Regions from separate parts of the Mus musculus genome. Here region 1 is linked to region 2. The links are chromatin loops, found by intact Hi-C in ENCODE. Cell type or tissue: left cerebral cortex. All regions are shown on one strand. Each heading gives the region's core, and the rest is flanking DNA. Links, peaks and the distances in the headings are about the cores only.

Evidence for each region. Peaks named below come from ENCODE experiments on the same cell type or tissue, not always from the same donor. Only the 100,000 strongest peaks of a DNase experiment are listed, where the experiment ranks them.
Region 1: a loop joins it to region 2, with 2.7 times the contacts of the local background. A loop is called at or near these places in 3 of 42 quality-filtered maps.

The regions. Positions count from the first base shown.
Region 1 is chr6:73,493,100-73,500,833 of GRCm38, reverse strand. No RefSeq gene overlaps it. Among named protein-coding and RNA genes, the nearest start is that of 1700065L07Rik, 26 kb to the right of the region's middle. In left cerebral cortex, for the core only: no CTCF peak of the experiment used is centred there; a DNase peak (open chromatin) is centred at 3,104.
Region 2 is chr6:73,363,736-73,371,469 of GRCm38, reverse strand. No RefSeq gene overlaps it. Among named protein-coding and RNA genes, the nearest start is that of Gm40378, 78 kb to the right of the region's middle. In left cerebral cortex, for the core only: a CTCF peak has its summit at 3,678 (motif pointing left); DNase peaks (open chromatin) are centred at 2,558, 3,248 and 3,660; H3K4me3 peaks cover 775 bases.

The sequences.
Region 1 (7,734 bases), core at 1,137-6,136, 130 kb before region 2:
ATTCCTGACTTCAAGGTCAACCTAGGACAGAGAAAGTTCAGGTCCAGGCCCAGGCATGTTGGAAATGGTAGTTAACAAAATCAGACAGTTCTCTGAATTATTTTTGCAATGTGAAAAAAAAAAGTGTGTGTGTGTGTGTGTGCGCGCGCGCGCTTGCAGCCAACTAAAAATCAAGTGATTGGGGTCATGGAATGTGGATTCATAGGATAATCAAAAGGGAACCTGGAGTAAATGACTAGATTGGTATTTAATATAAAAGACTGGGCTTTTGGTCTGCAAAGGATGAACTATCCAGAGATATTTTTTGAATACCAAGATAGAACTGCTTGGAGAACTGTCTCTCGTGGAACATAGAGAGAGCTGTCTGGAGATCACCAGAGAAAGCAGAACAGAGGAAAAAATAAAATAGTCAATCTAGACAGCTGTCTTGAGCAGAACATAGGTCGTCAGCATGGACCCATGATTTTGCCGCTCTCAAATACCCCTTCTCTCAGAACCCCTCTCCAAGCTGAAGCTGGTCCTTGGCACAGAGCCAACAAAGCTGGGCCTATGGGGGCTCACCAAGACTGGACCACCAAACAAAGGCCTAGGTCTCCTATACATTTATAGCAGATGTGCAGCTCAGAGTGGGAGCCACCTTTGACTCAGACTCTGTTGCCTGCCTTTGTATCCCTTTCCCTGGGCTGGGCTGTCTTGTCTAGTCTCCGTGGGAGGAGATTGCTTAGTCTGATGGGACTTGATGTGCCAGGGCAGGTTGGACGTCTCTAAGGAGAAGGAGGAAGGGAAGTGGGAGGGTGGGACTGGGAGAAGATGAGGGTGGGGGACTGTGATTGGGATGTAAAGTGAATAAATAAATGAATGAAAATAAGAATGTATTGGAGAGAGAGAAAGCCTGATAGGTAAGAGCTAAGTAGTTCTCAACCCAGGGTTTCCGAGGTTTAGCCAGCAGTGAGCTAGGTGTAGCAGGGAAGTAATGTTCCCAGTGAAGCAGCCTTGACCCACGGACTGAAAGTACTCTGTGTTCCAGCATTGTTGTCCTTCACGGCACAGCCCTAAAGCTTGTGCTCAGTCGTGGAGCCACAGAAAATCAAGCTACCATTACTTGCAAAGGAAGCCTGTCTGACACTAGCGCCATCGTTATTTTCCCTCCCTGTCCAGTTCTTGTGATCAGTCCAGGAAAACCCCTCCTCGTCTTCTCAAACACTCTACACACGGGATCATCCTTTCTTCTTCTGAAATGCTGTGGAAATACCTTTTTAAGAGATGCTTTGCAACATGAATTCATCCCTAGCAGTCGGAGGACGAATAGTGGGTAAAGTTTGTGCCTAGCAAGCTTACTTGTAATAATGCAAGTAAGGCCAACTCAGAGGAAGAAACTCGAAGGGTGGATAGAGTTGTGTCCGAACAAATGAGAAGACAGCCTGGGGCCACATAAGAGCATGGCAGGCAGCATGGAGAGTGAAGCTGAATTGAAAACCACACCTGACCAGTCATGTGTATTTCTCCTCCCCGCAGCACACAACCATCTGGGAACATGAGCTGAAAAGCAGATGGCCAAATGGATCCCAAGAAGGGAACGTATAGAAAACTCAGCCAAAGGTCTAGGGGGTGAAAAGCCTGGCCAGAAGGGTCAGGGTGACACCCCATGACCCAGGAAATACAGAATAGCTATGACTGCAGTAGAAACAAAGAGAACAAGAAGTAAGTTTTGCGATAGGAAAAAAAATCAGCAAGAAGGCTGGAGAGACAGGGATCTTTGTTGGGCAATGGCTGAGGTTGTATGTAATATTTAAGATGTGGTCAGCCCTGTCCTGCAGTTATGTCTCAGTTGGAACATTGCTTCCTAACATGCACAGAGTCCCTAGTTTGATCCTCAGCACTCCATAAACTGGACACAGTGACACACACTACACACACCTATAATCCCAATGTTCAGGAGGGATCAACTCAAGGTCATTATAAGCTACATAGCAAGAGTAAGAATAGTGTGAGATAAATAAGATACATAATATCAAACATCAAAGTAAAATTTTAAGGCTTTAAGGCAATTCCTATGGGTTTTTTTCCAGGACTAAGACATAACTGTGACAGGGGAATATTATCGATGCTTAGAACCTAGTAACCTAATGTATATGCTCTAATGACCATAATTAAAGCACACTGAAGTCAATTATAGAAGGAGCATAGAGTTGCTTTGGTTTCTTGATTATTATCACACTTCAGATGCTCAGGGAGACTTCAGATAAGGAGGAGAGTAGCATTTATTCTTTTTCATCTTTGTGTCTTTCTTTGAAGAACAGTTCTCTTGGTAGCCTTGAACCAACCCAGTTCTTCCTTGTTCATCATTGGAGATTTCAAAACTACCTGTGGAATGTGTGAGGACTAGAACTTTCTGAGATGTGGAGGGATTGCTCATCAAAGCTGGGGTTCTATTGCAGCCTCTTTAGAAACAGTTTTCTAAACCAGAGTCCTGCTATTCTTCAGGAGAGAGGCCTAAAGCAGGATGCTTTCTGCATTCCTTTGTCTGCAATGCACATGGCCTTGGAGGCAAGTCTATCTACCCTAGCTAGTCTTTCAGGGCCTTAGAGGTGGACTTGCTGGGCATCCCAGACATCAATGACCCCTTGCTGCATTTCTGTGAGTAATAAGTCCACTTCAGATAACTTGGGTGTGAGAGTTTTCTGTCTCCCTAGACAAAGATAAGTTGATAGGCAGTGACGGTGACGTGAGCCTTCTTCATGTTCTTCACTGTCTCTTTGCAAATGTCAGGAGCTGGAATTACATGCTGTGACCCACTGTTGTATCGATCTAACCACAGGCAGGAAAATAAAGTTGAGTACTTAGAAGGCATGCCATGGGAAGGATCCTGAATTAAGATCTCGTGTTTTCCATCAAATAAATGTGAAATTGCTGAACTCAAAAGGCACATCATGTTCGATTGCCTACGGGCCAAGCTTGGTGCTGGATACCCAATGAAATGCTCAATGAAATCATATTGCTGGAGTGAACAAAAATTTCTAAATCTTCACTCAGAAGGAATCTGCATGCCGTACACATTTTAATCAGAAGGACCTTCCCTCCAGCTCCCTCATCTACTTCAGCCTGCAGAGTCCTGAATTAGTCACAAGATCCAGCTGATGCTGCTTCTGTAGCTGGCTACAAACAGACGCATCACCAGTGCTGTGAGGCACTTCCCTTCCCCACTAGACTGCACAGCATTTTGTAACAATAAATATTGCTAAAAGAACAGAAATCCCATCAACACCTCCCAGGCTGACAAGGCCTTGATTGGTGTGTGTTAATGCTGGGCCCCTGACTCCCTCATCATTAATTACACATCAATGACATATTTGCCTGTGACAGAGAGTGAAAGGAGGTGCATCTTAAAGACCTTGGCACGCCTGGCCCTGGGGGCTCTGGGAGCTTGTGTAGGGACAATTATGAATACTAAAACTGCACAGAGCTTGTCTAGAATGACAGAGAAAATGGGATCTCTGCTCCAAGGGAAGGAAAATGCTGATGCTGTAGATTCACCATGCTTAGAGGGATAGTCAGGGGTTGGGTAACACAGCTGTCTTAAACACTAAGAAGTTGTGTTTATTAGTATAACATCACAATCATCATCATCATTATGACTTTTAAAATATGATGTGTGCTTATACAATACCTTATTTAAAATAATCTCTATTAAGACAGTGATATTTGTTTGTTAGACACAGTATCTAAATCCAGTACCAGGCACATTGCAACCATTCCATGAATATTTAGTGAACAAATGAATAAATGAGCAATACAAGTATGCTAAAATGTAATCAGTATCTCACGTAAAAAATGAAAACGCAGAATATCTTAGGGATTTATTCAAAATTATCCAGCTAGTAATAGACATAATAGACAGCATCAGAAGTCAGTTCCAGAGTCTGTGGTGCAGGCCCACGTTCTGTGCCCTGTACCCACTTGTGGGCTTCTGGGCACCCTGTGAATGAATTTGATTAGTCCTGCTGTTCCTTCATGTACCAAGGCAGGTTAGCACCCATGGCGGTCTTCCCTTCTCAGAGGAGGATACAGGGAATGGAGAGAGGGAAAGTTAGGGTAGGACTGGGAGGAGAGGAGGGAAAGGGAACGTGATCTGGATGTAAAGTGAATAAAGAAATAAATTTTTTAAAAAGATACCCTGTCACAGCACCTGTCATTATGTGACTTTTCCTGGAAGGACGTGAACAAATGTCTGTTCATCACAGGTGGAGAACCAACAGCAAAGCAAGGAAACAACACCAGCCAAGCAGAGCCTGCTGAGCCAGTCCATTTATTGCTTTTAGCTCCGGGACTATAAATGAGGGATGCTCCTGGGAGAATGAATGACTCAGCATTGCCACTGACAAGCCTATCCCAGCATGAGTGCCGACTCAAGGCTGACAAAGCTCTATCTCTTTAGCTTCCTGCACAACTTGTAGACAGTTTAGCTGGTCAGGGTCTTCTCTCCCTGGCAAGAGAAGCCTTGTGAATCCTGTCAATTTTCACAACTTGCTAAGACTTGAGGGCCTTGTAAGTTACTTGATGAGTCTTAAGGAGCCTCCCTCTAAGAGGGAATGTTTCCATTCAGAATAAATATCTGCACAGCACTGGTGTTAAGAATATGCATGTCACAAAGCCTGCTCAGACACTACCCTCATTATAGTCAGAGGCACATCTTCTAGCATCCTGTGCACAAAGCACTCAACTCTGACCTCCATAGAGAGAGTTTTGATTCTGTCCTTGATCTTTGCAAATAGATCAAAGATTTCTTGCTGACTATGTCAGATGGAATCCCATCTCTTTAGGATGACTATTCATCATAAAGTAATGTTCCCTTCCAATGCCTCAGGCAGCACCAAGGCCACGAAGCTCCCACAAAGAGTTACAGTGCATAGCATTCACAGGAACTCCCTACTGATGCTCTCCTTAGCCCAAGCTTCAGCTTTCTACAGTTCTTCCTAGTTCCTGAACCTCAAGATGCTCTGGTATTGAGAATTCCCCATTGGCAATGAACAGGTTTAACCTTCAGCACTCCCAAATATACTATAAGCTTAGTGTACACAAAAGCCCATAGAATTACCATTGCTAGTCTAAAATAGCCCATAGAATTACCATTGCTAGTCTAATCCACTTGCCATTTAGACACTCATGAACTGTAGATGTGATTATCTGTACAAGACCTATAAAATGTCAGACAGTCGATATTCCATCACACCATTCATGAGGCCTTACTCCTCGATAAAAAGTGATTGATAGTTAATGGCAAGTGAAAAAAGAAAAACACTCAGCTTACATTGAAACCTGGACTTTCTAGTTATCTTCACTCCATACCACCAAGATGGTATCTGAGAAGCATTCAAAGGCTTAGAATTGATGGTCTCCACTTGCCTTTATTCTATCAGTAATGTGTGTTTTTCTAGATATGAATTTCCTCAAATACAACTTCTATTTTAATTAACCTTTAGTCTCTAGATAAAACTCAGAACTCTCTTCAGTGTCTCAAATTCTACCATTAGAAGTTTACTCCTGTGACTCCTGAAAAGTCATTTACAATTGTAAGCTCTCACGAGAATTAATACTATTCTCTCTCTCTCTCTCTCTCTCTCTCTCTCATGTGTGTGTGTGTGTGTGTGTGTGTGTGTGTGTGTGTGTGATATACATTTGTGTGCATGTACAAAGGTTTGTGGAAGGCAGAGGACTATGTTGAATGTCTTCCTCAATCACTTCTTCACCTTTATTTTTATGAGACAAGGTCTCTCACTAAACCTAAATCTCACTGATTTCCTAGACTGGCTGACCAGTAATCCCCAAAGATCCTCCTGACTCTCCGTCCCTAGTTCTAGGATTGAGATATATCCTCCTCCACTCAGCTTTCTACAGGAGTGCTGAGGACCTGAGCTCAGGATCTCATTTGTGTGTAACAAGTACTTCTCTAAATACGCCATCTCTCTAGTCTTCCATTTCTATTTTCCTCTAAGAGTTTAGAGGTAGACTATGAGGACATAGCTCACACTGTTCAAATGGTAGATGTTCAAGACAGAAGAAAGGGACAGGAATAAAGAGACCAGACATGGTGACTAAGCTGGAAGAAAGACTCCAAAAGCCCTTTTGTAAGCCCTGGTTCCTACTTCTTTAATTTTTCTATCTTTCTCTAAATGAACCTCATTTCACAAAGGCTATTCCAAAACTTGTTTTGTTACATTCAGGCAAAGGATTGATTTTAAGTATTATTCTAAAACTAAAAAGGCTCTATGCCATTGATGCTATTATGTGTGGACTCATTGGTTAATGTTTAGAATACATTTCTAAGTTGCTTTTTTAATTATCTTTTTAAGTAGATATTTTCTTTATTTACATTTCAAATGCTATCCCCTTTCCTAGTTTCCCCTCTGAAAATCCCCTATCTCCTTTCCCCCTCCCCCTGCTCACCAACCCACCCACTCCCACTTCCTGGCCCTGGCATTCACCTATATTGGAGCATAGAACCTTCACAGGATCAAGGGTCTCTCCTCTCATTTATGACCGATTATGCCATTCTCTGCTACATATGCAGCTAGAGCCATGAGTCCCACCATGTGTTTTCTTTGGTTGGTGGTTTAGTTCCAGGGAGCTCTGTGGGGTACTGGTTACTTCATATTGTTATTCCTCCTATGAGACTGCTAACACCTTCAACTCCTTGGGTACTGAGCCCAATAAAGCTGTCCCCTGAGAGGCTCTGCCAGTGTCTGACAAACATAGAAGTGGATGCTCACAGCCATCCACTGGACAGAGCACAGGGTCCCCAATGAAGGAGCTAGAGAAAGGACCCAAGGAGCTAAGTTGCTTTTTTTATAATTTGTTTTCTATGCATACACATAAAGAAATTACTGCCTTGACAAAAATAAAAAATGATCAAAAAGAATAGAAATACTCAATAGATGAAGCCATGGAGGACACACAGCATTGAGGAAGGCTTAGTTCTCCCCTGCCGTGTTCAAATCAAAAAGATTTATGAAATTAGATCTAAGGAATAACGTGACAAAGTAAGTTCATGTTCATTTGATGTACAGATACGCAGCTTTTTTTTCCCTACAATTTATCTTTGCCGCTGTCTCTTTTTAATATTTGTTTATTGTATGCACCTAGTATATGTATGTGTACCACTTGCAGGAGCCAGTAGAGACCAGAACAGAAGTTGGATCCCTGGAACTGGAGTCACAGTAACCACCATGTGGTTGTGAGCCCCCATGCGGATGCTGGGATTCGCACGTGGCTCCTCAGCAAGAACAGCTGGTACTTTTAACTGCAGAGCCAACTCTCCCGGCCTTTAGTCCTGTCTCGATGGAGACTTTTACAACTTCTTATTGAATAAGAGTTTTGCTACCGTGAGCAAGATAAAAATGTATGTCCCACATTCTCCTCTTTGTAAGTAATTTTAACTGACCATTAAACTTGGATAGCAAAAGAAGAAAAATGCCATCAGTCCTGTTACAATTTGACATATGCCTTCCTAAAACAATCATCATACTATGAAAAAAATACGTAATAAAAATTTACAGGGCTTGAGGAGAAAACGAGACTAGGAACATGACATTTGAAATGATGTGGGTGACATATAAACAAGAGATAGGACCAAATGAAGTTGACAACAGATTTGCACATGTTCAAGTGTTATGAAAGCTGTTTACTGCAGCAAACTGAGCTCTGTACCTTGAGAGAGACTTGAGTTTGTCTGTGATC
Region 2 (7,734 bases), core at 1,639-6,638:
GTGCCTAATACTCTGTCCTAGGGAGGAAAGAAAAACTTTCATTAAGGAAGTGATCCGTATCCTAAACTCAGAACATTGCCATTTTAACTGGGATAAGAAGATGTACCAGTCTAGAAGAGAAGACAGAACCAATAACAGGGTCAGGAGGAAGCCAATGCTTCACTGAACGAGCTTCTCCATAGCAACAGAGGGACAGTGAAGACTCTCAGCTATGTGCTTGAAGGTTCACACTTATAACTTGGTAAAATGTTAAGGATGCTCTGGAGAAAGCAACAGGCCTTTTCCAGCCAGGACACTGTAGGCACCAACAGTGGAATGCAGGATGACGGCGGACCGTAGAGGGTTGTGGGAGCTGGAGGCTTGGGACTCTCAGAAAGAGAACAGAGCCACCAAGTACAGTGACATCACACAGTCAACTGTCTGTCCCTCCAGTGGCCACTGCTGACAGACTCAGGGATCCTATGCACTCTTCTCAGCCCCCTTAGTCTGTTTCAAAGTCAAAGCTTCGGGAGAGAGCAGCTGAACCCAGGCTACACCAGAGCTGAGGAACCATCTCCAAGAGTCTGAAAGGGAGGATCCAGGACCACGTCACGTTAACTAAAGCAGGAAGGTGGTTCTCTATAAGAAAACCAGGATGTTGTCAGGGGGCAGAATAGAAGCTGCAAACTAGGCTTAGGAAGATAGCGTTCCCGGTGGTACTGAAGAAGCAGAGATTGACACTTCAGTAGAGTTTACTGGTCAGCAGGCTGAGCTGGATCTCTGAGCATTTCCAGGCTCAGTAATAGAGAACCTACTGATAAATAAATAAATCGCACTGGCATCTACATGCACGCATACAAATGTATGAGCACCTATACACACTTACACACATATCACACACACATCACATACACACACATACATGCACGCGCACACATTAAAATGCCCACCACAAGCTCCTGTATGTGGTTCCTATCTAACAGGTTCTGGGAACTTTGGGAGTTGGGGCCTAGTTGGAAGAAGCAGGTCACTGGGGGACATGCCTTTGATGGTGGTACCTGGTTCCTGTCCCAGCTTTCCTCTACCATGACATGGGTAGCCTCTAATACATGTTCCCACGCCACTATCTTCTGTCTCAACGTGGACCCAGAATCAGTAGATCCATGGCTGGCTGGAATGATAACTATAACAACTATAACTATTATTGTGTTTTATAAGAAGATAAGGAGAGAAGGAATATGTTTGGTGAGTGTGTAGTCAGGTATGGGATAAGGGAAGTGTCTCTGCAGGCCCATGCTGAGGCATCCTTTCCCCCTGAGGGACCAGCCACGAGACAGTATAGTATAGAATAGAGTTTTTCAGGGCATGGGAGAAGAGCTGAGAGGGTAGTAGAGACAGAGAGAAAGGGGAGGGGAGGGGAGGGGAGGGGAGGGGAGGGGAGGGGAGGGGAGGGGAGGGAAGGGAAGGGAAGGGAAGGGAAGGGAAGGGAAGGGAAGGGAAGGGAAGGGAAGAGGCCGGCCATAAGCACATGGAGAGAGAAGGGTAGGGTAATGAGGAGAGAGGGGTAAGGGGGGAAACAACAGAGCAAGAGCAAGAAGGCAAGAAAGCAAGAGAGAGCAGAGGGGGCCAGCAGCCCCTTTTATAGTGAGTCAGGCACACCTGGCTGTTGCCAGATAACTGTGGGGTGGAGCCTAGACAAAATGCTAACAACAATAACTATAACTGTAACTACAATTATAAAGTTGCAGTTAAAAGAGATAACCTTTCCCCTTGAGTTGTTCTGTCAAGTATTTGCTCTCCTTATGGTGACCCTGACTAAGTCCAGAGCAATGGCGCCTTGGAGATCCAGGATTCAGCACAGAGAATGAGATCATCATTTTCATATTTGGCCGAATAAACACTTGCAAACAGTTGGCGCCTAATTGCTATGCCTACCCTCTGATTTCAAAGCTAGCGATGGGTGCTGATGGAGAGGTCTACAATCTATAATGTGCACATGAATAAACAAGACTACTCACGGAGCATACTAATGCAGACATGCAAATGGCAATGTCAAAGGCAGCTCAAACTCATGGAAACCATGTGTCCCCGTAAACAACACCAAGGCCTTACTCTCTATCCTTTTGTAGCCTCTGCAAAAGGGGCTCCTATCTCCTATGGATGTAATCATAAATTTCAAACAAATAAAGTGAAAATTAGCTTGCTTTTCTTTTTTTCTTTAAAGGGATATCCAAAAACTTCAGCCAGCTCTTCCCAACTCCACCAGGAACTTCCAACTCATAACTTTCATTCTGCTGGGTTCGTCTCTCAGAATAAAAGACTTGTTTGCAGAAGAGCATTTATTATTTCCCCTCTTACTGAAAAAGAACATGAGTACACTTCAAAGTTTAAGCAAACTGCCAAAGGCACCAGGAAACCAGTTCGCCGCATCATGTGGAAATTCCTGGCTAGAGAAACAGATTAACAACTTTCTGTCTTTCCCCCAGTCCTGTAAATGGCAACATCTTTAGATAAATAACAGCTTCTGCTAAGAAGCTGCGCTACCACGCATCAGGGTACAGTTTCATAATTAGTGGTGGGAGCAAGGCTAGAAGCTGCTCTCTGGCTGCCGAATTGGCAAGTTCAGAAATGAATGGCGCTATAAAGATCCAATGTCTTTTGTTAATGCTTAAAGCTGAGACTTTATTTATAAGGAGATTCTAAATTCCAGGCTAGTCTCACCCGACCGCCCTTGATGGAGGTAGCCTGTTTGTCATGTTAATGAAGGGAGAAGTTCCAAGTTCTACAAAGACGAAGCGAAGCGCTGAAGCGGAAGCGAATCGAGGCAGGTAAGTAAGGGAGGGAGCTGGGGTGACTCCCCGCCCCTCCCGTACCTTTAAGGCTGTCCCCACCAGTTTCACTGTGAAAACCCCAGGGAAGAGCCAAAGTGCGAGCGGGCAACCCTGCTGAGTTCTCAAAACCTAACCCACATCAGAATCCCCTCAATATCTGCTTTAAAAACATGAGTCACACCAATAATATGTCTCAGTACATAAAGATGCTTGCCACCAACACTGAGGATCTGAGTTCAATGCTCCAGACCCACATAGTAGAATTAGCTCAAGAATATAGCTCTCTGACCTCCACAGTGCTCTACCCAGCCTCGTGCCAGAAACACACACGCACGCACACACTATATGGATGCAGTAAGAAATACCGCGAGTCTCCATGTGTTACATTCTGAGAACCTCTGGTCTCCAGCAGTGTCTAACAAGGCAGTTCAGAAGCCAGACTGACTCAGTCTGACTCAGAAGTCAGACAAACCCGGCTTTTAGTCCTAATTCCACCTATTAGTCACTGTGTAAACTTCCGTCAGGAACTTAATTCATCGATGCCTCTATCTCCTCGGAAGTGAAATAGAAATAATTGCAGGGTTATTCCAAGAAATGGCTCAGACAAGGCAGGAGAGTTGAGCGTATTGCCTGCCCAGAATAAACACATAGTACGAGATTACTAATTTTTCTATTCAAGTCTCATCTCAATACCCTCCTAAAATTCATCTGCACCTGTTTGTATTTATCTCCCAGGTTTCTAACCTGTTTGTTTGCTTCCTTGACTTGCAACCTTCCTCATGGAAATAGCACTACTCAGAACTTCCTACTTCCACACTCAAGCGGCCACTGGCCATACTAGTCCTCTGCTGCCACCTTGTGGACATTACTCACCTAACACCTTGAAGGCTAACCTTATGACTGGAAATCTAGCCAACTACCCAAGGCTAGTAAAGTCATGGATCTTGGAGGAGAACCTACAAACCCCACTTTTATACGAAAGTATCACAATCCTTAACGACACTCTAAGTATCTGTCCTTATACCACGGGTAAATACAGGTAAATACAGTCCTCGTCCTCACCAAGGAACCTTCTCTTTACAGAAGAGGGGGAACATTACAGAAAACCACAGCCAACTTCTTTAAATAATAAAAATAAGGTAATGATTGATAGAAGACACTGGCCTCTGCATATGCACACCCTGCTATGCACACCCTCAGTATCAGAGAGAGAGAGAGAGAGAGAGAGAGAGAGAGAGAGAGAGGAGAGAGGAGAGAAAGGAGAGAAAGGAGAGAAAGAAATAAATACTTTTTTTAAAATCTCAAAGTGTTCTTGTCTTTCATTCCAGCAACCCCCTTTCCTGGTGACCATGAAGAATTTACTGAGGGGTCTGCGCTCAGTGTGGGAATCTAAATTCCAATTGTTTAATTTTTTTTGTTTTACTACATTATCTCCACCCACTGAAGAACAGATCTCTTAATGGAAGTTTGATCAGAGTCTATATTTGGGGGACACTTTTGATTATTAAAATTTTATTCTGTTACATTTAAACTTTTCTCAGACACCATCTTGCCGTTCAGAGCAAGAACAGGGTGAGGACAGGAATTCTGGTCTCTGGGGCACTTCTCTACCTTCACACTGCCACTCCAAGGAGTGGGTAAGGTGAAGGGTAAGGCTTGTCCACCCACTGGCAAATCTCAGCCCTTGGCTTTTGGCTGCTTTCTGTGTGACAAGGGGCAGTAGCCAATGCTCCTGGAGCGCCCCAGAGCACAGATCTCTGGAAGAAGAAACTTGGCCTTCATGTCACGCTCCCCAGGGACTGCTTCCAGGACCCAGTGGTATCTGCTGCTGGTGTCCTCTGCATGGGCTGTGAGCTTGGTTGGTGGCATGGTAATGGTTGTCTCCAGTGGGCTCTCCTTTACCCTCCATTCTTTATCTGCTCCTTTGCCCAGAAAGCAGCAGAAAGGCCAGTTCCCTCATGTCATAGGTAGGACATTACAGCAATTAGCATCCCCCAAGGAAAGGAAATGCCATCTTCCCATTCTCACAGGCCTGTGTGATCTTCAGAAGGGATGTGCACTAATCCCTCCTTCACCCGCTGGGCCTGAGTAGAGGGAGACACTTTCTCCTCTCCCAGAAGCACCTCAGCCTATTCTGCCAAAACCATCAACTGGAACCATGCTTAGACTCGCAGCCATCGTTGAGGCTAGTCTGGGAAACAGATAATTTGGGTTTTGCTTGTCTGTTGTTTTGTTTGTTTGTTTGATGCTTTTCCCTGGAGTATGGGTTACTTTCATCTCATTATCATTATTAGGAGTGGGGGGGGGGCAGCTTTAGGCTTTAATTCTGGGCCACAGTCTTGTCACTCCTATCTGTGACTAAGGCAGTCCAGACCAGGGTTCATGGGAGAGAGCCCCTAACACAGTAAAAAAAAAAAAAAAAAAAAAAAGCAAAGACCACTAATCTTTTCCCACTAGCTGCCATTAGTGTGTCTTAGACCTGGGTTTGTTGGGGTACCGCCGTAGCTGTGGTGTGTGTGCGTGCAGAGGTTAGGTAACGGCGAGACTCTCACTCAGTGGTTCTCCCTTTCCTAATGCTGTGATCCTTTCACACCGCTCCTCACGTCGTAGTGACTCCCAACCATAAAGTTAGTTTCATTGCTACTTCATAGCTGTAACGTAGCTTCTGTTACGAACTGTAACATAAATAAGTGTGTTTTCAGATGGCCTTAGTGAAAGGACCATTTGACACCCACAGGTTGAGATCTTCTGGCTGAGCAGAAGCAGGGAGACAGAGGAGGGACTAACAAAGGGGTAAGGAATGCAGGTAATAAGCACAGATGTGTGTGAGCTGGGGGTCAGGAGGTGACCTATCTGCTGCATCACCAAGCAAGTGCCCTGGAATTTTACTCCTTTTTAACTATAGTATTTAATAATGTTGAGTCGTATTTAATAATGCATGACAAGTTCAAGAAAGATTCATCAAATGGCTTGACCAAAACCATATGGTATTAGACTCCTCTAAGACAGGATATTATATCCAAAAATTCAAAGAGCATCTAGCTGCTGGACCTGCTTCAAGCACTCGTGTGCAAGGCTTTGAGCATTAGGGGTGGGTGAATACTGCACAAATTACGTCTGAGTGGAAGGAAGAATGTTCCAGAATAGACGTGATGCACAGATGAGAAGGTTCGACGCAGTGGGCGGCCAGAAAGGAATACGAGCCCTGGGTCTCCAGACAAAGGGCGAGAGGAAGTTGATCAGGTCAACTATCAACCACCATAAGGCAAAGTAATCGAACACTTCATGGCTCTTTCTTCTTCCTAGAAGAGTGCCCAAATGCACTATGGGAGAACACCTTCTTGACTTCTGTCTTAGTTAAGGTTTCTAATTGCTGTGAAGAGACACCATGACCATTCCAACTCTTATAATAGAAAACACTCCATTGGGGCTGGCTTGCAGTTTCCGAGGCTTCGTCCTTTCTTGTTATGTCAGGGAGCATGGTGAGAAGCGTGGCAGCGTGCGGGCAGTCATGACGCTTGCAAAGGAGCTGAGAGGTCTGCATCTAAACTGACAAGCAGCAGAAAGTAACTGTGAGCCACTAGGCCTGGTTTGAGCTTCTGAGACCCCCCCCCCTCCAAGCCCACCCCTGAGTGACACACTTTCTCTAACAAAGCCACACCTAATGGCACCACTCCCTATGGACCTAGGGAGGCCATTTTTAATCAAACCACCATAACACCAAAACTTATCATCAAACTTTCTGAGGAAAAAGAAGCAAGAGGGGGGAGCTGGAGAGATAGCTCAGTGGTTAAGAGCACTGACTGCTCTTCCTGAGGTCCTGAGTTCAATTTCCAACAACCACACGGTGGCTCACAACCATCTGCAGTGGGATCTGATGCCATCTTCTGGTGTATCTGGAGAGAGCAATAGTGTACTCATATACATAAAAATAAATAAGTAATTTTTTTAAAGAAAAGAAAAGAAAAAGAAGCAAGGGAAGAAAGAATTTCCTGAACTCCTTTTACGCACTTTTGCGGTGTTCTAACTTCTCTTAGCAGCATGGAGACTTTCTCCTTTAGAGCTCGGGGCTTCAAAGCTGGCTTTGTTTTCATGCTCAGTATTGATTTGGATTCTCAGGAGGTTCTCCTGACATCTCTTCCCACCTTAGCTGATTAATCTAACAAGTCCAACAGGCCCCTCCACTCACTGACAGGAAAGGGGAGGCACAGTGAAATTCAGAGCGTCCTCAGAGGTAGCAAACCCCTCCAGAGTAGAATAAGGCTCTGAATACAAAATCTGCACCCAGATAGTGGAGGCTGCTTTTAACAGCTTGGTGTTTATAGCGTGGACAAAACAAAACAAAACAAACTGTTGAATTTACATATTCTCTGCCTCCTACCTAAGGTGACTCCTACCTGAGGTGATTGCCCACCTAGGATAACTCCAACTAAGATTACCACCACCTGAGATACACCTTAAGTAACTGTCCTCTGCAAAGCCACCGTGCCTTCCTTTCTTCATGTGCCTGCTCTTTGCATCCCATCCTGTTGATATCTCAGGATATTAAACATCGTGGGCCCCAGGAAGGCAGCCGAGGTAGGTTCTGAGTGTGCCCTTTCTCCTCCATATGCGTTAGTGATGCAGAGAAGCCTCCAAGAGCAGCTGCTGAGCTCTCAGTGTGGATTTTGAGGGATCGGGGAGCTGGTATCAGTCTTGAGCAAGAGCACCTTGTAAATTCTGCCACCGTCTGCCTCACACAATGCCCAGAAGGTTGTTGTTTTAAGGGAAGCCATCCACTGATAATAGAATTCTCTTCCATTTTATTCTTTTATTTTTGACTTTTTCTTTCTAAGACTGGGTTACAAATATATTTCTGATAAAAAGGCGTTTGTGTGGTCCTGGGAGCCAAGTGTCCAAGTAAAGGAGCCTGGATGGATAGTGT